2 separate regions of the Mus musculus genome follow, and region 1 is linked to region 2. The links are chromatin loops, found by intact Hi-C in ENCODE. Cell type or tissue: gastrocnemius. All regions are shown on one strand. Links, peaks and the distances in the headings refer to the core of each region. The heading gives the core; the rest is flanking DNA. Region 1 overlaps Dock3 (dedicator of cyto-kinesis 3). Region 2 holds the start of Mapkapk3 (mitogen-activated protein kinase-activated protein kinase 3).

What was found. A loop is a pair of places that touch in the nucleus more often than their neighbours do. Peaks named below come from ENCODE experiments on the same cell type or tissue, not always from the same donor. Only the 100,000 strongest peaks of a DNase experiment are listed, where the experiment ranks them.
Region 1: a loop joins it to region 2, with 4 times the contacts of the local background. A loop is called at or near these places in 12 of 42 quality-filtered maps.

Annotation. Positions count from the first base shown.
Region 1 is chr9:106,963,022-106,975,319 of GRCm38, forward strand. Dock3 (dedicator of cyto-kinesis 3) reads right to left here. Exons shown (of 53, transcript NM_153413.2): 24 at 10,733-10,925; 25 at 6,732-6,859; 26 at 4,056-4,202; 27 at 1,686-1,784. Among named protein-coding and RNA genes, the nearest start is that of Manf, 77 kb to the left of the region's middle. In gastrocnemius, for the core only: a CTCF peak has its summit at 7,911 (motif pointing right); a DNase peak (open chromatin) is centred at 7,906.
Region 2 is chr9:107,283,810-107,296,107 of GRCm38, forward strand. It overlaps Mapkapk3 (mitogen-activated protein kinase-activated protein kinase 3), which reads right to left and starts at 6,068. Exons shown (of 11, transcript NM_178907.3): 1 at 5,716-6,068; 2 at 5,311-5,587. The coding sequence starts at 5,535. It also overlaps the pseudogene Gm17040. In gastrocnemius, for the core only: CTCF peaks have their summits at 6,162 and 7,307 (motif pointing left); DNase peaks (open chromatin) are centred at 5,616, 6,050 and 7,299; H3K4me3 peaks cover 2,127 bases; H3K27ac peaks cover 2,654 bases.

The DNA.
Region 1 (12,298 bases), core at 2,955-10,954, 320 kb before region 2:
ACAAATATGAAAAATTTACATGGGAGAGAGTGGGGCTAGAGAGATGGATCTGTGGTTAAGAGCACTATTACCCTTCCACAGGATCCAAGTTCTGTTCCCAGCATCCATGCAGGACAGCTTACAGCTAGCTACCCTCAATACTACCTCCAAGGGATCCAATATCTCTAGTCTCTGAGTGTACCTGCACAAATATGCAAATACTCCCCCCTTCATAATTTAAAAATAAAAGAAATTGTGGTAACTGACTAAATAGACTTGAGAAATTTCATTCCCTGAAAATATGGGGACTTTGGAGATGAGAGCAATAGGAAACGAGAAAAACAGGAAGCAAGACTTTTAGAAGGAACACAACTTGAGGTACTACCAGACACTTCTGTGGGAGGAAAATTAGTTTCAAGCCTCTCTGGATCCCTTCTATTATCTCATGTCAGAGCCTCCTATGCTACAAACTGACAAGTATTTTCTGGAGTTGGGTAATCACTCTGTATCTGTTTTTAATATAGTAAAAGATAACATCTGAAGTGCAAAATGAAAAGAGGCATTGAAAGAAAGTTTTTATGTTAAATTAGAACATTCGTGGATTCTATTTTTCCATATTATTGTTTTTAAGTTACCAAAAAATGGGTTTCCTTATGACATTTTAAAAGATACAGGTCCCTGACCTTGTCTACCACTGTATTACTCCATCTTGTCCCCCATCATTTCCTTCTGGTCTTTGTCCCACTTTCTCCACCAGCTCTCATATATACACATATGCATATACATGTACATATACATATGTGTGGGAAATATCACATTTATTATTTATTTGTGTGAAAGACACACATTATTTTTTCAAGTCCAACAGAACAAATCTATATATTTACAATTAACACAAGCCCTGTTGGCAACTAAGATTTCAAATGAACAGCAATAGACTTTACTTTTAGATACATACTGACATCGAGGAGTCTCTATATAGGAGTAAAGTCTTTAATACAAAAGACAGAGAATGGGCTCCATGGTGGCAGAATGTCCTGTGATCTCATCTTTCAGGAGGTATGGGGTATCACTATGACATGCAAGTGACGTGGTTCTGAATAAAAGCAGAGCACAGACCCACATCTGCAATGGTCTAATGCAGACACAAACCCTGGCAGTCTATGAGGAGCTGATGATCAGCAAAGGAAGACCTTCTGTTGGCTGGACTCTAGGTTCATTTCTCGGTATCACCTACCCCTCGTTGTGTCAGATTCAATGTCTGACAGCTCAAGGTAAGAAGGGTATACCCTGGCTAGAGGTATTTTCCAGAACTACATTCAAATAAAGAGACGTTATCTGCATCATCATAAGTATAGCTATTAAAGTAGAAAAGCCTGGTTTACATAGAATAAAACATAAGAAAGGGAGAGTACTGGCTTTCTAATCCAGCATGCTACAGGCTATTCTCTAATAGAGGGAAATGTTCACAAGGCTGCTATCAGTTACAGAAAAAATTTCAAGTGTTAGCCTGGTGTCAGGCTATGTGAAGGGTACTGCCAGATTTCCACTTCTGGAGATCATATACTCAGTATAAACTGGGCTGCTGAATCCAATAACCTGGGCAGTGATGACCACCTGAACACAACCCTCTGCTAGAAAGAAGTCTATGACAGTTATGGCTGCCTGCTTCCTTTCCTGGGTGGAAAGCCAGTGTTGTTACATACCTTTAGTTCATCTTTACTCTGAAAGTTGTCTAAGAGGTGTTGGAAATGGGTGTCACACATCTGACGGAGCAATGAGAGGAGGCAGGACACATATTCACCCTGGGGACCAATCCAAACAAAAACAAAAACAAAAACAAAAACACTTAGCACAGCCAGTCACAGGGGTTCTGTTCTTCAAATTACAGAGGGTAAGAAGAGAAGGGAGGGTTTGAGATGGCCCCAAATGTTCATGAAGAATGGTGACAATTGTGTTCCTAAAAATGAACTTTCTTCTTAGGAGTGTTTTGGAGTTTTAACAAAGTTTTTGTAGCACAGAATTATTGAAAAAAACCTTCACTTACAATATGGAGTACTGCAAAGTGAAATATCTTTTTCTTTACAGCAATATTTTGACTAAATAGTCTCTTATTGTCAGAATACAATACTGAAGTCTGTAGAGACTACTTGAAAAAAAAAGCCTCTTCTCTGGACAAAATCTGGACCATCTGCCAGGGAAGAGCAGCTGAACTGGAAAAATGGATGTAAGTGATCAAAAGAAAGGCAAAGGAGTTGAAACTGATCTTTGGGAGGGAATAGGCTATGAGCTTCAAAACATATTTAAGTATAGTCACAAAGTATATTTTCAAAAGCCAATAGAATATACTAAAAACAAAACAAAACAACAACAAAACACTGGCTTTAAGGACTGTAAAGGCCGTGTTATGGCAATTACTGGCATGGTTCTCAAAAGGCTGTTTCCTCAGGAAAAGTATTTTACCTATATGATTTTCAAGTGTTTCTAAATTTGAGGGAATTTGGCAATAGTCTTTTAATGTATTGAATCCTTTCAAGTGCCTTGAAACTACACAAAATCTTCACATGCATATGAACTTCAGTTTTATCTGAAAATGGGCATAAGAAGTCATAACTAATTTACTGTAAAGGTCAGATGAGTGTGTGTTTGTGTATGTAGCACTGAAGCACAATGTCCAATACATAGAAGGTACCCAACAAGTTACAGTTATAATAATCTACAGAAATGAATGACTTCATTAGTAATATCTGTCAAATGTTAAAGCAGGGTCAGACCCCCTAGCCAAGGGCTGTGTAATTAGTGTTGATTAGAAGGCATGTCAGAGTATATAATAATTTTACCTACATTAAAGAGTGACCTCAACAGCGGCTCTCAAACAAAAATCTCAGTACATTTTTCTTAAAGAATTTTACATGCTGTGGTTCTTTTGTTGCTCATCAAGGTCATTACTGTTGTAAGTTGAACATCTAGATCTCTCTTCAAGACAGTCCACTTTAAAAGAACTGATTCTAAATCCAGTTATCTTATCAGCTCAAAATTCTTTTACTTAAGCTTCATTCATCTCTACTTAAATTTCTGACATATTTATGACAAATTAAAGTTCTCCATCTGAAATCTTTGGTATTGAATTTGTTGACATTTTCTTTCAGATCTGTATTAGAACAGATGAACTGTCTGATTTTCAATACTGACAGTCTGTCTACTTACTATGGAATATCATACACCTGTGCAATAAATATGACAATGACTACAGTAAAAAAATTATTAAGTCTTATGTTTTTCAGAGGAGACACTTTTCCCAGGCCAAATGTTCCAGAATACATGTTCACCCTGACATGCTAGAGCTTGGCTTGGTCCCAGAAATGAATTTTTTCAAAGAGTTTTATAATCTCTTATCTTCCAACTGAAAGTGCTCACACAAACTTTTTCATGTTATCATGGGGGCTTTAAAATTCACTCTGGATACGCAGGTAGGGTCTCCGGTCAAGGGTCTGTCTCTCCGTCCCTTCTGAGATGCTTTCCCAGTTTGTTTCCGCCCCCAATTAGGGCCTAATATAAAAGTATTATTCAACAACACTACTGAAATTTTACCACATATTTTTCTTGATGTTAAAAATTTAGATACAAATACTATATACTAAACCAACTAATCCGTAGACTGAAAGAAAACTCTGAGACAATTATTCTGTTCTGTATCATGTAGGAAAGCTATTGGAGGTTTCCTACAGGAGACAGCCTTTAGCCTCAACTCACAGCTTTGTTGTAACACTGCACTGCTTCACTCAATATTTATAACAAGGGTCTTGGCTTAAAGGCAAAGACCAACAGAAACTATGGAAGAGAAATCACACAAGAAGCATTTCTTGAACCTTCCCTAAAATAGTGTCCCAGGAATATGAAGCTAGAACTTTCAGAGTGGAGAGAAGGGGAGTATGAGTCAAGAAAGAAGAGGGTAACGTGCTGACCATCATGCAGGGAGGAGGCTGAGATGAAAATGTGGGGTGGTGAGATGGGAGTAATGTAAGGAGCCCCAGGTTAGAAAAGAAAGCAAGAACACCTGAGTGTTAGTTACTAACAGTGATCTCGGCTGTGCACTGCGGGCACCGCTGCCCTCTTACCGCCTCCTGAGCATGTGATTTACTCATGATGGTGAGGAGAGTCTGTAGGAGAACATCCAGGAGGCTTTCCACCATCATCTCTACCTCCTCCATGACATCTGCCTCCTGGAGTGAGCATGAGAGAGACCACCATTAGCATCAGGCTAAGCAGATGTTCAGGAGCAGAACTCACTAAGTCACGTCAGGAGTGATCTAATGCTGATCTTGTAGACTCACCAACATGGACTGTGAAGGGAATCCAGGACAATGGCTTTGGTAGGAGGTGAGGCCTGCCTGCCTCACCTGCACAGGGATGGTGGCTTTGGCCTTGCCTTTACTAATATCAGCCACAAATTTCAATCTCAGGCAGACACATTAATTTTAATTTTGACACACAGGATAGAGATGAATGCCCTGAGTTAAAAGGTTTTCCTTGATTTCCCCAGTGTAGTGAAGAGAAATCATGCCTTTACTGACACTGAGAAATGATCAACTTTGAGAAATGGCAAAGTTCCACACCCTCTACCTTGCTTTCTTGATTTCTGCAAACCCCTTCTGTGGCCTTTTCTAGTTCCTCAGTCTGTTGTAATTCTCAGTCCATCTGAGAGACTCTATTCTCAATCAATATATCTCTGACAGCTTTACAAAAGTAGAACATGCCTTCTCACTATAGGCTACTTCTCAGTCACTAGAATTTTAGGACCGTTTGTATTACCCTTTTATAGACATCACATATTCATTTCAAATTTTGTAGGGTGGCTTTAATTATCATCAAAAGAGATTCCCACTATCCCTTCTCCAAAATATATTATAAAATTTTACTCTGTGTGTCTATGTGATTTCTGTGTGGTGCACGTGTATGCAGGTGCACACAGCTGGTGTGAACACACGTGGAGTCCAGAAGTCGACATTAGACATCTTCTATTGTTCTCTACATCATTGCCATCAATATCATCATTATTATTGAAGACCAAGTCTTCAGCTAACCCTGGACATTGAATTTTATCCAGAATGGCTGGCCATCAAGCCTCCTGGATCTTTCCTATTCCTCCATCCATTCTCTCCCAGTGTTGGGGTGCAGACACATGCACTGTTGTGCGAGGTTTCGATGTGGATGCTAGGGATGCAAATGCACATCATCCTATGCCTGCAGAGCAAGCACTTTAGACAATGCGTGCAACTACTGATGAGAATTCTCCTCCTCTATCCACCCATGTTACCATCACTAGACATTGGCTATGTGTCACTCACTGTTTGAGAACCTGACTATACTGAGATGGACTAGACAGACTTGTCTCTGCTCTCACAGAGGTTAAATTCCAACTTCCTTTTACCCATACACCAAATATAATTATATTCTGCCCCATGTCACCTGAGGACTTGGCTCTTGGGGCTAAATTAATCAAAGTGATTTTAATAATCTTTTCTTTGATACATGTTTGAGCAGTTGTAGTCAATTAATTATATTTAATCTGCTCCCCCAAATGCAACCAAACTACCTAAAGGTTTTTCACTGGTTTTCATTTTTCCTTTAATTTTTAAAACCCCTCTTCAATGTATTCCCTTCTTTTAGCAATAAGCTACCAGACATATGACCTTGGACTTCTGTAGACATCATGTCCTTGGTGTGGCTTCTAAGAAGTCTGGTGGGAAGGAGCGTTGCCAGATCTTGTCTGGAGCAAAGAGCAAACAATAGGGATGCTAGAACCATCTCAGTCACTGTCCCACAAGTTGGGTCTCTGTTAGAGGGTGCTTTAGTTCTGGACACTAGAGATCCTTTTTTGGTTTCTGTCTTTTGCCCAAATGAAGCTGCCTTTGTTTTAGGTGCCTCTTTTGCTCCACCTAAGTAATCAGGTTTGGTAAATATAACCTGAGTCATATCCTTCATTTTAAATGCACTTCATATTCTATTCTGGGAGCATTAACTTTAAAAAATATAATAAAATCCATACTTGTTTTTCATTCTCTTTATACCTTCCCTATAGTCTTCCAGTTTTCTATAATACACATTTCTTCTATTATCAGTATATAAAATAAACAATATGAAAGCAAATACTACTTTCATCCATGCCTCTGCTTTTCCTCTACCCCAATCTCTCTCCTTCTACCACATATTTCCTTAAAGAGAAAACAGATAAGAACATGGCTAAAAACTGCCATCTAAGGAACCACTCTATATTTCAAAGGTGCTGCACTCTTATGGGTAGCAGATAGCTACTGCATATCCCAACCTTGTCTCACAAGACGTAGGATGCCATGGATAGAAGCAAACTAATTGAAAGCTGAAAGTCTGAATAAACAAGATCCCCCCACTAGTCTGGGTCTGCCTCCTGGTATTTGTACTTAAAACCTATGAAAACTCCCAGGAATCCAGAGTTAGTCCCTTTTGATAGAAACAGAAGATGGAATGGGACTGGCCTGATACTGTGGGTAATGATTTATCTGTGTACATTTATAGCACTCTAACTATTAACACACCAAGGATGTACTGTACTGAGAAACTTGCTAGGCATACACGTTCATTTGGGCACTTGCCTTTCATCAATAAAGGCATCTGACTGAGAAGTACACAAAGTGATCATTGTTTGTCTGCTCCTGACTACAATAATATAAGATCAGGGCAGAGGTAAGTGGGGAGGGCTGTGGGGTCACTACCAGAGAGCTGGTCTTGACGATGGAGAAGATGCTGCCCAGAATCCCTGAGCAGATTAGCAACTCTTTCTGTTGCCTCAGGTGAAGATGAATGTGATGAAGAACCACAGGAAGTAGGATGCGGCGGGATTCTAGGAAAGAAAACAGAGATGAGGTCATTCCTAGCTACTGATAGAAGATAGCAGCATTGTGGGACTTGAAGGAGATGGGGTTAAGATCAGAGCCATAGTAGAGGTTACCTGCTCCAAAAGTCTAAAAGTCTTGTGTGGAGAAATTATAAGGCATCCCATGACACAGTTTCTCCATCTTTTTTTCTTCATTATTATTTTAGACCCCTACACTAATGGCATGTGTAATAATAAGATTTAAGTACAAGTCTGCTTCCAATGATATCTTTTTAATGATTAGACTTCAAATTAAAAGCACTTTGTAGAGAAAAAAAAATCTGTGTGTCACATTTACCATGAGCTACAATGGCTAGAATTGTAGGCTTACTGGCAATTACTACCTGCTTCTCTTCATGCCATGTCTTTGAAGCCTGTCACTTCTACCCTAGCATGCATTCACCATGTCAAACCATCTGGCATATCTCTTTTGGGTCATGGGCTTTTTAGACTGCTTTTGGTATGTTCCCAGTAATGAATGGAATAGGAGTATCATGTAAGCTTGTCATAGCCTTTGATAACTAGTGAGCTCTTATACCAACCCTACTGCATATATTAAAATACCTTTCTTTTCTTCATCATGTTACCAGAATAGCATTTCAAGAATAAGAAATCATGTTTGGAACCCTAATTCAGAAAGGCTGAATTATATTCAAGCTCCCTTACTAATTCATTTCCAGTTCTTAAGCAGACTTGACTCCTCTTCCGACAGGCTTGGTTTTCCTTGTATAAAATGGTTTGCTAGTGGCCTCTCTTACTAAGTGAAATACAAGTGTGAACATATTTCTGGCATCCTAAACTTTTGTGATAGTGACTGTGCACCCCTGCAGATACGGTCTTACCTGTCCATAATAATTCAGATTATCAATAATACAAGTAATGGAAAATATAACTTATTGTTTATATTTGACAAAATTTAACTATTTCATATGAACTTCAGAAATAATTTCTTTCATTTTTATCATGCATATGGGTGTTTTGTCTGCATACCACATATATGCAGTACCCACAGAGGTCAGAAGAGGGCACTGGGTTTGTTGGGACCGGAATTACAGATGGTTGTTGCTGGAAATTGAACCTAGATCATCTGGAAAAGCAGTTAGTATTCTTAACCAGTAAACCATCTCTCCAGACCTCAGAAATAAGAAAGTTAAACTAAAGATCAATTATATGACATAAGAGTTTTGACAAGTACGATGTTAAAAATAACAGTATGACAGCTGTTCTATATTTTAAAGGATGTTGAAATAAAGAGTTAATTACTGTATTTTATATCAAAACACAAATTATAGTAGAATTTATAAAAACCAATCGCTGCTTTCAGATAGAATAGCAGTTTGTTGAACATGCCAAAAACAATTGGTATGCTCAGAGAATAAAGAATTGTTTATATGACATCACTGGTAAAAAGCTTATTTTAGGGAAGATACTATAATGTGAACATTAAACCAGAACAAAATGCAAATGAAAACTTGGTGGTGGATTATCATAAAATTTAATTACACAGTCCAACATTACATGAGTTTTCTTAAGTGATTGTGTCAAGCAGCTGAACACATACAAAAATAACAAAAGTAAAAATATCAGTGAGAGCAGGGGGCTGTTTCATTTTCTGTATTTTGAAAGCAACTTTTTGAGACAGTGCATAAAGAGAGAGTTGCAAGCAGTGGATTTTGTGAGACTGTCCAAATCACTGGTAACACCCTTCAGTCTGAGGCGGGAGGAAGAAGTTTATCATCTTCAGGTACTGGAGAAGGGCTGATTTCCTCAATGGCAATGTCACTCATCACTGCCCGACACTGCTCCAGCTGAGGTAGTGGGAGCATCTCTTAGCACTCCAAGTGTACACAGCACTGAACTATCAGCTTGTTCTTGTGCTTTGAGGTCAAAATTTAAAAATATGTAAAATTGTAGTTATGAAAATTCAGATAACTATTTTTGCTGATGCTTCCAATTTGTTCTTGTGCTAGGTGATTTTCTAGAACACTGGTATCCTACTTAGAGAATCAGGCTCCTATTTGATGGTGCTGTAGGTTGAAACTGATCATAGCAATATAGCTTCAAGGATAAATCTGAAGTCTCTTTCTGAAAGGTATCCTGGACTCCTAATGTATCAGTTAGTCCTGACTGCCTAGGGACTATAAAAGATTTTCTGTCCACTTCCCTCTTAGAGAGGTAGGGAGGGAGTGAATATATCTGACTGGTGAGCCAAAGAAATAAGCAAACACAGAGTTTCCCAGATCCCCTTTCAGGGTCTTTTTAACTGTTGGTTTATCCTTGTCTTCTTTGACTGGACTTTTCTTTTGTCCTCTCTCTTTCCCTTTGTCCTCTCATTTGGCTAGTGTTGAGACAGGATTCCATAGCCAGTATATGGCTGTACCTATGCCTGGAGACCAAGGGCCACCAACTACATATTGTATGTTTATGTCCCTATTGAATTCACACATCAAACCCTAATCCCCAGTGTGACAGCATTTGAAGTGGATAACTTCCTATGGTAAAGTCATGAGCAACTTATCCTCATTAATGAAATTAGTACCCCACCTCCTCTTGAGACAGGGTCTCACTGAATAGGTTTGCCTGGCCTGGAACTTGTTATGTAGACTATGGTGGTCTTGACTGCACAGAGATTTGCCTGTCTCTGCCTCCTAAGTGCTGAAATTAGAAGTGTGTGCCACCTCACCTGACTGAGACTAATGGCCCTTTAAAAGATAATCTCAGAGAGTTTTCTTGCTCTTTCTGCTAGGTGATAAAACAGAGAAGAGAGATATCTATGAAACAGGAAGTAGATTCAACTAGATATCAAACCTACTTGTACCTTGATCCTGGACTTTCAAATCTTTAGAACTGTAAAAATTAAATATTTGTGCTTTTTTGTTTTGTTCGTTGAGACAGGGTTCCATGTAAGCCAGGGTAACTGCAAAGTTCCTATGGAGCCAAGGACAGCTTTTATTTTTCATATGCTGAGTTACAGGCATGTGTCCTACTTAGGTGTATATATGACAAAGTCTTACTATGTAGCTCAGGCTGGCTGGTAACTTACAGAGATTCACCTGCTATCATACCCATGCTATTCACTGTTTTAAAGCCACCTAGCTTATGGAATTTTACAGTCACAGCATGAACACCAACACAGCACCTTATGAGCTTGCCCTAAGGTGTGGCTCCTAAGAGTAACTTGTGAGAATGGCAAGCAGGCCTAAATCTTGGCTGAATTTCTCATATAGTTTACTAAAATCACTACACTTTCAGGATCTGATTTCTTTTTTTTCTTTTTTTTTAATTGGGTATTTATTTCATTTATATTTCCAATGCTATCCCAAAAGTCCCCCACATGTTCCCCCACCCACTCCCCCACGAACCCACTCCCACTTCTTGGCCCTGTCATTCCCCTGTACTGAGGCATATAAAGTTTGCACGACTAATGGGCCTCTCTTTCCACTGATGGCTGACTAGGCCATTTTTTGATTCATATGCAGCAAGAGACACGAGCTCCAGGGGGGTACTGGTTAGTTCATATTGTTGTTCCACCTATAGGCTTGAAGATCCCCTTAGCTCCTTGGGTACTTTCTCTAGCTCCTCCATTGGGGGCCCTGTGATCCATCCAATAGCTGGCTATGAGCATCCACTTCTGTGTTTGCTAGGCCACGGCATAGTCTCACAAGAGAACCATATCTGGGTCCTTTCAGCAAAATCTTGCTAGTGTATGCAATGGTGTCAGCGTTTGGAAGCATGATTTCTTAAATTATGGTTGTTAAACTGATACTTTGAGCTGTTTAAACTTTGGCTACCACCCAGGAAGGGAAAAAATAAAATGTGACTCTTTTTAACTTAATTTACCTGAAAATGAAAATAGGCGACTATCCACTGTCCTGGCGATGGACTGCAGCTTCACCACATCCATTGACTGCCCGATGTGCACAGTGCTAGGCATGCTTCCCAGTGTGCCTCTCACAAACTCTGCTACCTCTTGCACCGTAAACATCTGTAGCAGCTCGTCGAAGATGGTGGGGAAGGAGTTGAGTAGTGCAGCCTGTGGGAGCAAGCAAAGCAAGAGTCTGGCTTGTGCTTAGCTTGCAGGTTCAAAGGTGTGAAAGAGTGTGAAAGAGCTTCAGAAGGCGCTGAAGCAGCCCCGCCTTGAGAGGCGCCTTCCCCGGCCCTAGACTCTACTCAGCCCTATAGGACTCTGAAGAGCATGGGAAAAGGAAATTCAAAACTAAAACAAGGAATCTTCAGTAGGGTTCAGGCCACTGAAATGTTCATAACTTGCTCAGGAATTTACAGGCAAAAGAAGGAAGTACAAGGAGAAATTTACACAATGTAGCTTAAGAGAAATAGCTATTTTTCTTCATAAAATGGATTTAAAGTTTTTAGTTTATGACTAAGCTCTTGACTTTTCAATTTTGGTCCCCAACACAAGCTTGCAACCTCTAAGAAAGGGAAAAGTAAGCAAACGCTGAGTGCCTTCAAGCAGAACCAGCTAGACTCCATTAATAGCAGGAACCCAGTTTCAAGAATGGGATAAGTTTCCAGGGATAGTGACATCTTTATATAATCATGTAACCTGAAGAATATGTATATTATTTTCTCATATGTGATCTCTGGCAGTCTGTGATGTATACATTCAGAAGTATGAGAAACATATGGGTTCATTCCGTTACAAACTCTTGAGGACCACTGATAATGCAGACTAAGAATTCAGAGACTCAAATGGCTCAAACATGGAGGAGAGAAGGGAGGAAAGGGGCGAAGGGAGGGAAAGGGAGAGGGAGAGAGAAAAAACATATGTGCCCTTAGGCTTCTAGATCTGAGCTGTGGAAGGAAGATGTGGTCTCTTGAGGAAAATGTAATCATGTATTTTAATGAAGTGGGGAAACACGATGGCATTAGTAGTCTTATTTATTTATGTTACATTTATGTATTCATGCAGTGGGGAGCACATGCCCATGTGGAAGTCAGAGGACAACTTAGGGGAGCTGGTTCTCTCATTCTACCACGTGGGACCCGAAGATCAAACTCAGGCCATCAAGGCTGGCATCATGAGCCTTTGCCAGCTGAGCCATCTTGCTGCCCAAACTAATAATATTGATCCATAACTTTTGAGAGGCAGAACACTATAGGAGGAAAATAATAGATTTTTATATTAGACCCATATGAGTTCAAATTCCAGCTTTAAGCCAGGTGTGATGTTTCATGTCTGTAATTTTAGCTGTTCAGGAGGTTGAGGTAGGAGGGGGCAACTTTAAGACCAGCCTGGAAGACACAACAAAACTTAATGTAAATAAATATTCAGTTTTGTCATTTGCCTGCAATATGTTTGATGAGTTGCTCTAATCCTTGGTTTTTCACCTGTAAAATGGGGATAATGCTATTCTTGGCATATGGGAAAAATTAGGTGCATTGATT
Region 2 (12,298 bases), core at 2,495-10,494:
TATTATATGTAAGTACACTGTAGCTGTCTTCAGATATTTCAGAAGAGGGCGTCAGATCTCATTACAGATGGTTGTGAGCCACCATGTGGTTCCTGGGATTTGAACTCAGGACCTTTGGAAGAGCAGTCAGTGCTCTTATCTTCTGAGCCATCTTGCCAGCCCTCTCTTTTTTTCTTATGTGTTTTATCTGCATGTATGTATGTGCACCGTGTGTGTGTGTGTGTGTGTGTGTGTGTGTGTGTGTGTGTGTGTGTGTGTGTGTGTACAATGCCCACAGAGCCCAGAGGAAGGCATTGGATACCTTAGAACTGGAGCTATAGACCGTTGTGAACCACCATGTGAGTGCTGGGAACGGAACTCTGACACTTCTGTAAAACCAGTGCTCACAAGTGCTCAGCTCTCTGGCCAGCCCACTCTTCTTTGTTAGAAACAGGATCTCACAGTGCATCCCAGCTGGCCCAGAACTCGCAGAGATCCACGTGCCTCAGCCTCCCAAGAGCTAGGATTAAAGGCATATGCTATAACCCTCAACAGCATTTTGTAACATTTATGCAAAAAAGCATTAACAACTATAAAATCACAATATTGACCAACTCTGGAAAACGCTCTAAGTCCTATGGCATCAAATATGCAGCTAAGTCGGGTGTGGTGGCGCATGTCTTTAATCCCAGCACTTGGGAGGCAGAGGCAGGCTAATTTCTGAGTTCGAGGCCAGCCTGGTCTACAGAGTGAGTTCCAGGACAGCCAGGGCTATACAGAGAAACCCTGTCTCAAAAAACCAAAACAAAATACAAAAAACAAAAAACAAAAAAACAAAAAACAAACAAACAAAAAACAAACAAACAAAAAAACCCAGCCAAAATTCCTTTACATCAAAAAATAAACAGGCACGTTTATTTCATTAATATGAAATCTTGCTTTCATCTTTGATAACTAGTCATAATGTAGCTATGACAAAGAGTTATTTTAAAATAAATGTCTTATAATTTTACTACCAGCAAATGTATGGGCTGTATACTATTTTATATATCTATAGACCCAGAGAAGTGTCAAACTTTCTCCAGCAAAGTGGGAAAAAAATTTTGAGAAGCCCCTGGTATTACAGTCTCAGGACATTCAAGCCCAATCTAAACCTTCTTTTACACTTTGCAGGTCGGAAGCTCTTCTGAAACCTGTTTAGCCAAACCGATGGGCGCTGGCAGTCCAGGAACCTCCACGAAGCTCCTCCAGTATTTTTTTTTCCTAAGTGTTGACAGTCTTTGGTCAGTGAAACCCTTGCCTTTCCAGGGACTCTGCTGTGCAGGGCCACTGGCCCACCCTTGGGTTTCTGACCTGTTGAGGAAGTAACAATGAGCCGGGGCTGATCTGACTGGCATGGAAACGGTAGGTGGGGGGAGGGGTGGCTGCCAAGTGAGAGAAAGCCTGCCCTGCCTGGCAGCCCCACCTAGCCTCAAATCCAGCTCTACAGCACCAGCCCCAACAGGCCATCTCTGCCCATGGTGCTAGAGGGTGTGACCTCTCCCTTCCCCCATCACCCTCCTCCTCCCTCTCCCTCTCCCTCTCCCTCTCCCTCTCCCTCTCCCTCTCCCTCTCTCTCTCTCTCTCTCTCTCTCTCACACACACACACACACACACACACACACACACACACACACACCTCTCAGCCTTTGACTCTCATTCTGGCTTCTCCCTGCCATTCTGAGTGGAGAGAGCCTCTCTGCTCACAGGTGTGGCCCAATGGCAGATAGGTGACAGAAAGGCCTTACAGAAGGACACCTCCTTCCTCTACAGACCTCCCACAGCACCTCTATCTGGGAAGGTGATGACGCTGCTGGATTCCTTTGTGAAGTTCCAGGCCTTTAGGCTGGGAAATAGCCTTCCATGTGGTTAACAGAGACTGGAAAAACTCCTTCCAAAACTCTGAAGGGCTGAGCTTGGTTATGACAGTGGGCACTTAGGAGCCACTGCTGTATGCCAAGCTCTGGACCTAGGAGTTCCAAGGCAGCTTTCATTCAGTAACAGTATAGCTTTAGGGGCCAAGAAGATTCCATTGCTCCAAAAATACTCAAACTTGGGACAGCTTCCTGGAAGAGGTGGCAGTGGAACTGAGCCTCGATAGGTGGGAATGGCACCATTACAGAAGAAAAACGGCCACCTATGGATGCAAAGACCGAAGGACTAAACTGCCCAAGCCTTGTAGGCCACACTCAGAGGCTCAAAGTGTATAGAGTCAAATCTAAGACCCTGGTGAGGTCAAGCAAGCTCTCCTGGTCTGGAGGGTGTTATTTCCAATCTATTAGGGGAAATAGATTCTCTGTGGCATGTGCTTCGGGACAACATTGCTGTGGTCCTACACAGCACACAATCAGAGCAGCCTAGCCTACCTCAGCCATCCGCTCCAACGGAAAGAGAACTGTTAAAGATGAGGCTGCCCAGTCACTCCCTGATCGATCGTGAGATTGCAAGAGGGTGCTCACTGTAGAGACCCTTTCTGAAAGATATCCCACCCCACCAACCATTCTGATCTCTTTAACAAAGAGGAGAAGAGGAGGCCCTGGGAGGCCAGAGCAGGGATGGGAAGGGTTCCCAGCCCTGTTATGTAGCAGCAGGAGCAGAATAAAGGACCCTACCTCTCCTCCCATGTGGACTCCTCCCAGGTCTTCCCAGGGCCTTCCATGTTTTTACTTAAAGGTACTTAGTGCCCTGGTCACATTTGCTTTTAATCAGTTAGGCCTAGGAAGGAACACACGATGTCCGCAGGAGGAGTATGAAGCCTGCATGCCCCCATACTCTCCCTGAGACACCCCACCTTCCAGTTCTAATGGTTCAGCGAAAGGGCTTGGGGAGCCATAGAACGCTCCGATGGTCACAGAAGTGGGCCTGGGGCGAGAGACCTTGCTGTGCTTGAGGTCAAACAAGAAAGAGCAGTGGTCAGAGGTTGAGAGGAAGGGGAAGGGGGCAGGCAGGCCTGTTCCTTTAGGGCCCCGCTGAATGGCAGTAGCTACAGGGATAATGACCACAGTCTTCCTGTTTCGTGGATGCCTGCTGCCTTTAGACTTCCTGCTGGGTACTAGCTAACCTCTTGGGCAACAAAACCCAAAGGTGGGCATGAAAAAGCAATGGCCTGAATGAGTTCAGCCTACAAGATGAAGTCAAGCCAGCCTAATTATCTGAGCTATGGATCTAGGAAGGCACAGAGCCCGTGACCTCCTAGGCTGAGCTAGAGCAGCTGAGGAGAGGGTTAGGACCCCCTCGGGGAATGGCTGAGCTCCCTGGATCCTGGTCTGTCACTGTGTTGATCCCTCCCATCCATCCTTGCTCTCCTGGGCAAAGGACAGAAAATGTTAAATGAGAAGGTGTCAGTCAGTTCCTTCCCCAAGGCCAAGCCACTAAAAGAATACATACACACAGCCAGAGGTTGAGCTGGCCCCTTCTGGAAGGTAGGAGCCAAGATCTGAAAGAATTAAGAGTGAGAGCCACATCTAATCTCTGTCTCCCTTGAGGCTCAATTTAGGGCCAGATCCTAGAGTCTTCTAGCCTTGCTGACCCATACTCTTAAGAGGTACAGAGATGAAACTATTTCAGAACTGCCATTGTTCCCAGACCAGGACGGGGGAAGAAGGTGGGGCCTTTAAAGTAGGAGGAGCCAGAGTGGAAGCTGCTGCAGTCACTGGCTCCCCCAGTCATTAGACACTTCATCTAAGGGGGAGGTGTCACTAGCTCCTCCAGTCATTAGACACTTCATCTATGTAGAAGGTGTAGGCCCAGCCCTGCTCAAAACTGGAAAGGCCTGGGCTACAGACTACGGGTTCTCACCCACCCCTCCTTGCTCACAGTATCTGAACCCCAGAGGGTCAGGGTCAAAGCCTCAAACCTCAGAAGAGGTTCTCTGGCCTCAGGCACCCACTCACCCTCTCCCAGGCTGCCTCTTAGTTCAAGCAGAAGGATGACTGGAGATCAGGGAGACGATAAAGGCTCATTTTTCATCTGCTCATACCTATCTGCCATTAGAAAAGCCACCTTCTCACTGAAGGACTCAGAAAAAAACCCTGCCTGGGCCCCCAAAGCTCTATTCTACTGCTGGGTTAATGAATACAGAACCTAGGCCTGGCCCTCAGGTCAGTCCTTACCCTGCCCTTGACTCACCTTCATGATCCCCTATAGGGTCCTGTTCAGGAGGCCACCTCCCCTGTTTCAGCCTGACACACCAGGGAAAGACAAAGCACAGGGCCCAGGTCCTCAGTCAAATTCCTGTGAGTCCCATGCCTGAAGCAAGTGCTGAGGCCACTCTAGGCCTATTCCAGGTCCGTATCAAGTACTCGGCACGCATTATCTCACTTTGAGTTCACATCAACTCCCGTTCTCTCCCTGAACAAAATTGGGGATCGCCCAAGATCACAAGGCTGGCCCGCCCACAAGGTAGAGATTACGGCCACAGCTATAGGACTCTGTAGCCTGGCTCCTGTAAAAAAGGACTTCACTAACTTCCAGGAGTCACTCAATTCTCCACCACGCAGGCGCCAGTGGCACTACCTCCAAAGAGTCTGGTTCCAGTGACAAAAATGCAAGGAATTCTGGAGTTCTGCGATGGGGGTGGGGTGAGGACACAGGTAGGAGTAGGGGTTCTTGGGCTGGCGCCACGTGCCCGAACCAGATTCTAGTAGTGAGATCAACTACTCCAAGCCACTCCCCCACCCCACCCACATCACTGTGCCATACCTCTAGGGAACCTTGAATATGATGTGATAAGTGGTTCTCCATCGTCTGTCCAGGGTGGGTCAGCTTATGAGCAAAGCTTGCCCCTTTCCACAAGAGGCCACCAACTCAACTCAAGGGGCCCAGTAGTCAAAAAACACCCTAAGAGGCTCATGGTCCCACCTCAGCGGGCAGGGGCCATGAGGAGGACAACCCTGCACTGAGCCTAAGGAAAACTTAGCCGCATCCCCATAGAAGGAGCTACCTGCAGGGGATAACTAAGAATTTAAGAGCATCCTTTGGGCCTAAACACAAAGCCCAAGCCAGAACCAGAGCGCACAGCCACACCCTCCTGCCTTCCGGGTACAACAGCTCTACTCACATTGACTCCTCCCCTCGCTCTTTGGGACACACCCTCAGTTTAGGTAGGTCAGCCTGTTTCCGTGTATGTGAGGCTAAGAGGACCACGAGTCTGACGCTAGAGGAAGAGTTTGAAAATAAAACAAGATGCCATGTGTAGATGTTTAATAGAGACCCCGGACACAGATACATCCACAGGTTTCTGCTGTTGGACCCTCCATGTCACCCTAGCCCTCAGAGAGATGGGTCACTAACCTTCAGGGCACACTTCTGGCCAGAGCGCCGATGGTAGCACTCCAGTACCTTGCCGTTCACACCCAGACCCAGCACTTGCTTGGACAACTGGTAGTCATCAGTCACCGCGTACTTCTTGGGTTCCCGTCGCACACCTGGGGCCGGAGCACCACCCAAGGCGGACCCGCCGAGCGCACCTGGCGGGGGCACAAGACTCCCCTTCTCCCCTGCTGTCTCGCCATCCATGGCCCCCACGGGGCGCTCGGAGGTAGCCCCAGCCTGGCGCGTCCAGAGGCACCTGAAGGAAAGGGAAAGAGTCACTCCCCACCGGGACTTTTTGGACACACCCCAGCTTTGGTTTCTCCAGAACTAGATTGACTGGGCTCCTGGCCCAAGACAAGCTGGAAACTGCCTGAGAGTACTTACGTACAGCAGGGGGAGGTGATCCCTCAGCCCAGGCACGTGTCAAATTAGGAAGGAGTCCGGCGCTGTATAGCAACAAGGTCTTGAGAACCAGCCATACAGAGACCCAAGAAAGGCGGACCAGGCGAAGGCGCACTTGGTGGCAAAGCACTACACGAAAATCATGGTGCAGGCGAGAGTGGGCAAGAGATAGTGATCCCTGGAGTCCGCTGAGGACCGGAGCCCTGGACCCAGAGTCTCGCCGCCCGCGTCCCACGTGACCCCCCACCCCCGCTTCTCGTCGCGTCATTCAGACTTGGGGCCCCGCTAGGTCAACCTTAAAGGGCCAGGCTAGTCCGGGTTGGGCAGGCCAGGGCAGAGCCCCTGGCAGACTCCGCCTCTGAGTCGAGACAAAATGGGGCGTGGCCTCGTCAAGTTCACTGTAACTTTCGCAGCGCCCTGGGACACCGCTAGGAGCTCCTTCAACTGTTGTACCAGCCTCCTCGGATTTTATCTGTGATCTAGAAAAGTTACAGCGCAAGACATTTTGTTTCTCTTGCGGGCTCTTGAGTGAAGTGTTCTTTTTGCTAGCTGCCAGGGGGCGTTTTAGACTCCCAAAATTTCCAGGTAGCTAAGTGTTTCAGAATTCAACTTTTTGAATGTTTAGTCAGCGTGCCCTGGGAATTGGCATGTTGTTGTCTAACCCGCCACTCATTTCCTGGTTTAGGGCATCTGTCTAACAACTGGCTAGCTTTCCTTTCTATGCACTTCCTGACTAACCTTTTGACTTTGCAATTCACTTGTCATTCCAAATAAATGTATTGGGCCACATTCATACTTCCCTGGACCACTTACAGCCCGTAGCCGTAAGTTGAACACACTTGGGACGCTCTTGAATCAGAAATCTCGATTTCCCATTTGGTCAGCTGCATCAACTTTTCACCTCGTGATTTGAGCTTTAGGTTCTAAGAATCTCAACTAATAAAAGTTCAAGTTCTGGCCATGGTGATGAACACCTGTAATTGCAGCGCGAGGAAGGCTTAGGCGGGAGGATTGTGAGGCTAACCTAGGTTACATCGTGAGGCTATGTTTTTAAAAAATAAAATTAGCTGGGCATAGTGGCCTATGCCTTTAATCCCAGCGCTCTGAAAGCAGAAAAAGACGGACCTCAGTGAGTTCGAACCAGCCTGGTCTGCAAAGAGAGTTCCAGGACAGCCAGAGAAACTCTGTCTCGAAAAACCAATCAATCTTTTGTTTTGTTTTTGTTGTTTTTTGGTTTTTTGAGACAGGGTTTCTCTGTGTAGCCCTGGCTGTCCTGGAACTCACTCTGTAGGCCAGGCTGGCCTTGAATTTAGAAATCCGCCTGCCTCTGCCTCCCAAGTGCTGGGATTAAAGGCGTGCGCCACCACGCCCGGCTCAATCAATCAGCCTTAACATTAAAATCCATTTCTTCCATCCAATTCCTCTATTCGCTTTAAATTTTTCCCTTCTGCACTTAGACCTTCACCTTTTAGCCTATCATAGATATTTTGAGCCAACTTTCCCACAAGTCTACAGAGCAGGCGGCGCCACAGGCAAGCCCTCTGAGCAGGTCTCTGCTGCCATCTACAGACTATATTCAGAACTGCAGCCACCCGGACCTCTGTCCCACCCAAAGGAGGCTGTGTCCGGCCTTCCACCACAACACACACAAAGATGCCTGGGCTGCACTCTGCAACTGTCAGTGGCCAACAGAAAATTGGTGCCCTTCTATTTGTACAACTGCATCCAGGTTCCTGATAACCACTCGGGAAGAGCACTGCAATTATTCATGGGTAGCTTGTCTCCTTAGAAATTGGTAACTGTCTTCTCCAGGCAACCTTCAAGCTAGCAACAATCAGTGAAGCAGAGATCACTAGATAAGAGCCTCAGATGGTCACTAGGAAGCACTTCCTGCAGACCAAGAAATGCTCTACCTGAACACCTCACTGAGACAGAGGAAGGAAGATATCACCATCCCTTTAGACACACACTGAAAACACAGAAGAAAAACAAGCCCAGAGAGGTGAGTCATGTGACCTGCTTGACATCAGCAACTAATAAAAGAGAACTGCCCCTCATCTCAATCCCAGAGTGCAACCTCATGGTTGGGCTTAAGGTTGGAGGTCAAGGAATGACCTCCTCCCATGGAGTTTCTTTCTTGGCTCTACTAATCCACATGTGCAAGCATACGCTCATACATGCACTCACACAGTGCACACAAGAGACACACGGATAGTCACATACACAGACAGATACATACAGGCACATGTATTCACACACACTTATGCCTAGCTGTATCTAGGGTCAGGTGGGATCATAGTCCCACCTATTAATCAGACCCAGGATCTAAGAGATTGAAGGAAGGCATACAATCTGGAAGTGTTGTTTCCAGGAGGCCGGGGCAGGCGCTGCAACCAGCTTAAAGCTAGTGAACCCAAGGCTCAGTAAGGTCTCATTCTCTCTGAGCATGACTCCACAAGGAACGGAAAGTTAGGTAACTGAGAGTAGAGGCTGGGGCTGGATTGTATGTGCCCCGATATATACATACATACATACATACATACATACATACATACATACATACATACATGGCTCAGCTGTTAAGAGCACATATTGTTTTTACCAGAGGATCCAAGTTCCATTCCCACTACCCACATCAGGTGGGTTACAACCACCTGTGATGTCAGCTCTAAGGGAGCCTACACCTCTGGCCACCCACACACAAACACATACACATAATTAAAGATAAAATAAAATAAAATTTAAAATGAGCTTATATTTTAATTACTCTAAAATTTTATAATTGTGTTTCTAACTTTGTTTAATTAATCGATTGATTTACCAGCTTTTAGGAACTTTATTTTCCTTCTGCCTCTTTCCCTCTTTGCTCCGGTGTTCTGCAGAGCAGCTCAGAACCACGCAGTGTTGGCTCCAACCCACTCAGTGGCCTGCCCTGTGGGAGCCAATGGCCAGTCCTCAGTGGCTGGCTGCACACTCCAGTCTTCTGTGGGGAACTGCTGGGTGGGCACAGAGGGTACCTGTGCACCCTAGGACCAGTCGGCCACCTCAGGCTGAACAGCAATAAACTCAGGAGCTGGGGCAGTCCATTCACTCTGGAATTCCTCCTTGATCACAGCTTTCTTGGCAGCTGCCTGGTCCTCTTTCTCAACCTCCTCTGGGTCTCTGTAGAAGTGGTGATCTGGTGTAAATTCCACAGGCGCTCCTGAGAGATAACAGCATAGATGTGAAGAACTTCCCAGGCCAGCATCCACCACATCAGACCCACCCACTGAATGAGCTCCCTTGTTGTTGCATGGGATAGCAACAACGTCCACGTGGTGCCGAGGAGAGTCTGTCACACAGAGCCACGGTGGTCAGGTTGACTTGAGAGGCCTCTCTGAGGGGCTGATGGTCAGCCCTGGGATCAGTCACCACTAGAAGCCTTGACACCTTGAAGCTTGCTTGGATCTGGTTAATAATGAAGGTCTCAGGCATGAAGCATCCAGCAGTGGGAGGGTGCCTGTGACAGCAGCAAACTTCCAGCTGGCTCACTGGCCGGTGTTCCTAGAGGAGATGACGCTGTCATCACGAGGTTCTTGATAGCAACCATAGCCTGAGCTGCAAGCACCAGCCTCTCCCAGGTCCTCCTCAGATTTATGATGCAGAGACTGTCACTTTTCCTTCTGTAGATGTGCTGCTCCATGTGAAAGTCAAGGTTGGTGCCATCTAAGTGGGTTCCCGTGGCAAGGAATTTGGGACTATCCTCTTCCTTTACCTGTAGGACATCAACGGCTCCAGACATTATGTGAGTTTTCCTTTAAGTTACAACAGGAATCAAGAACAATGCTGTATGGACCTGTCCCTGGGCAACACAGATTATTTAAGCCCAGGCTAACCTCAAACTCACTGAGTAGACAAGGATAGCCTTCAACGCCTGACCTTCCTGCCTCAACCTCTCCAGTGTTATAATTATAGGTGTGAGCCACCATACACTGCGTGTAGTTTAAAAAATATATATTCAAAGAGGTCAAATTTGCTTGTTGCAAGTGTTCAAACCATACTGAAGTATAAAAAGTAAGTAGTCCCATTTAAAAAAATGCCCTTCCAGGCTGGAGAGATGGCTCAGTGAGCAAATGCTCATGTCCTACATAAGCCCAGGAACCTATCTAGGTTCAACCCTTAGGATCTATGCAAAGAAGGAAAGAATAGACTCTATAAAGTCACCCTCTAACCTCTGCATTCACACTCACACTGTGCCATGCATGCCTGTGTGCACACTCATGCATACACACACATATCATCATCATCATCAAATTATAAATGTAAATGTCTGTGATTATACAAACACACATAGTTCCCATACCAATTATAAACAGAGGTTTTTCCAGCTGTTCATTTGACCCAGAAAAATCAGAACATGTAGTTTCCTCTCAATGCTTATGCTGTAGCAACCATCTGGAATCATGTCCCCTTCACACTGTTGTAGAGATTCAGAACATAGTATGCTGGGTTTGGGCAAGTTGGGTTCATGACAGCAGACTCTGGCACTTAGCCCTTCGTAATAGTAACAGTAACAGTAATAGTTGGGTGTTCAAAGGAACAGGGACTGAGGCCTTTGAAGTAGCTTATGGTGAGCAAATAGACGATGCAGTAAAGTGCTGATGGAGGGAACTCCCTCCTCCCCACCACATCTGCCTTTTGATGAAAGGCAACCTGCTCATGATGAAAGGATAGAAGCCATATACCGAGGCTATCTAGATTGCTGTGCATTCTTGTGATCCATCATTATTCTGGGAACGGGGCAGGAGTGTCCTGCAGCAACAGTAATTCATGAAGTGCCTGAGTGCACTGGGAAGAATTCTCTATTCTCTAGTTGGCTAGTGAGGTCTTAGGAAGGATCGCCACTGGGTGGCAGTGTGGGCCCAGCAGTCAGGGAGGGGTCCATTCAAGGGGCGTAGTCAGGAAATAGAGCCAGTAGTAAGGAAATGGCCAGAGGCATTCACAAAACTTGAATGAAACAAGTGGGCAGGTAGCTTGGGCAAAACAGGGCACATCATGGTTCCCAGCACGTCGTAGGTGGGATGTCTAACACTGTCAACTTCACAAAAGACTACTGGAGAACCAAACACTTCTCTCCCCAAGGCACACTGGAAGCCGTGTCTTAGTTTCCTCACGTACAAGGCAGCATTATCTGTGGTAGCTGTGAGGGCAAGGTGAAGCTAGGATTTGCTGAGTGTCTGGCACAAGGTAAGTGTTCAGTAGGCCCACTTGAAAGGGGTAGATCCAAGTTCAAAATCACAGCTCTGGGGTCCAGCGAAAGAGATCCACAGATCAAGGTGCTTGCCACTAACCTGACAACCTGACTTTGGGCCCTGGGACCCACAGAGTGGACTGGGAGAAGTGGTTCCCTCAATTCCCTCAGGTTATCCTCTGACTCTGTGTGAATACTGTGGCTACAAACACATGAAAACACACACGTGCGCGCACACACACACACACACCACACACACCACACACACACACACAATTTAAAAAAGAAAATCATGCCAGGCAGTGGTGGCACACATCTTTAATCCCAGCACTCAGGAGGCAGAGGCAGGCAGATCTCTGTGAGTTCAAGGCCAGCCTGGTCTACATAGTGAGTTCCAGGACAGCCAAGGCTACAAAGATAAATAAACCCTGTCTCGGAAAAAAAGGAAAGGAAAGGAAAGGAAAGGAAAGGAAAGGAAAGGAAAGGAAAGGAAAGGAAAGGAAAGGAAAGGAAAGGAAAGGAAAGGAAAGGAAAGGAAAGGAAAGGAAAGGAAAGGAAAGGAAAGGAAAGGAAAGGAAAGGAAAGGAAAGGGTAAGTAAATAAAAAGAAAACCACAGCTCTGTTGCATGACACCTGTGAAATCCCCCGTATCTTCATAGCAAAGCGGCAACAGACAGTTTCTACTGAAGAGTTAGTATGCATACATACAGGGATCCCATGTTCTCAGAGTACTCCTACTCCATCCTACCCATATTCCAAGAAACTGGCTTCTTGCTGTATTCTGGGAGCCCTGCTTGGGTTACACTTAACTTCCCCTCCAGGGCACCTACGGGGAACTGAGTCCCTTGGAGTAATCTCTTATCTTCCCTAAGAACTCCTTCCTTTTCACAGGGTTTTATCTTTAGCTCTCTATCTTGGGTGGGGCACCCAGAGCCTAGCCTGGGCTGGGGAAAGCCCAGTCACTATACTCAGATTCTAGACACTGCCAGAAGCCTGTCATCGCTGCCAAGAATCTTATAGCTACCCTTTCTGAGGAACGTGGGTGGTGTGACGTGTGTGGAAGGAGTGGGTGTACTGGTTCTCCAGATCTTATCTCCCCATATCCTGAACCGTGGATGTGGAGGGAGATCACATAGACCCTACAGCTCCTTGGTAAACCAGATATGGTGACTTAGCCTATAAGTTCACATTGTAAACCTGTACTCAGAAGTTTGGGGCCAGCCTGGTCTACAAACTGAGCTCCAAGGTAGTCTGAATTCAATTTTAAAACAAAAACAAACAAGCCATCGACAGGGCTGTCTGGGAGCTGACTATCTCTGTTTACTGACTCAAGAG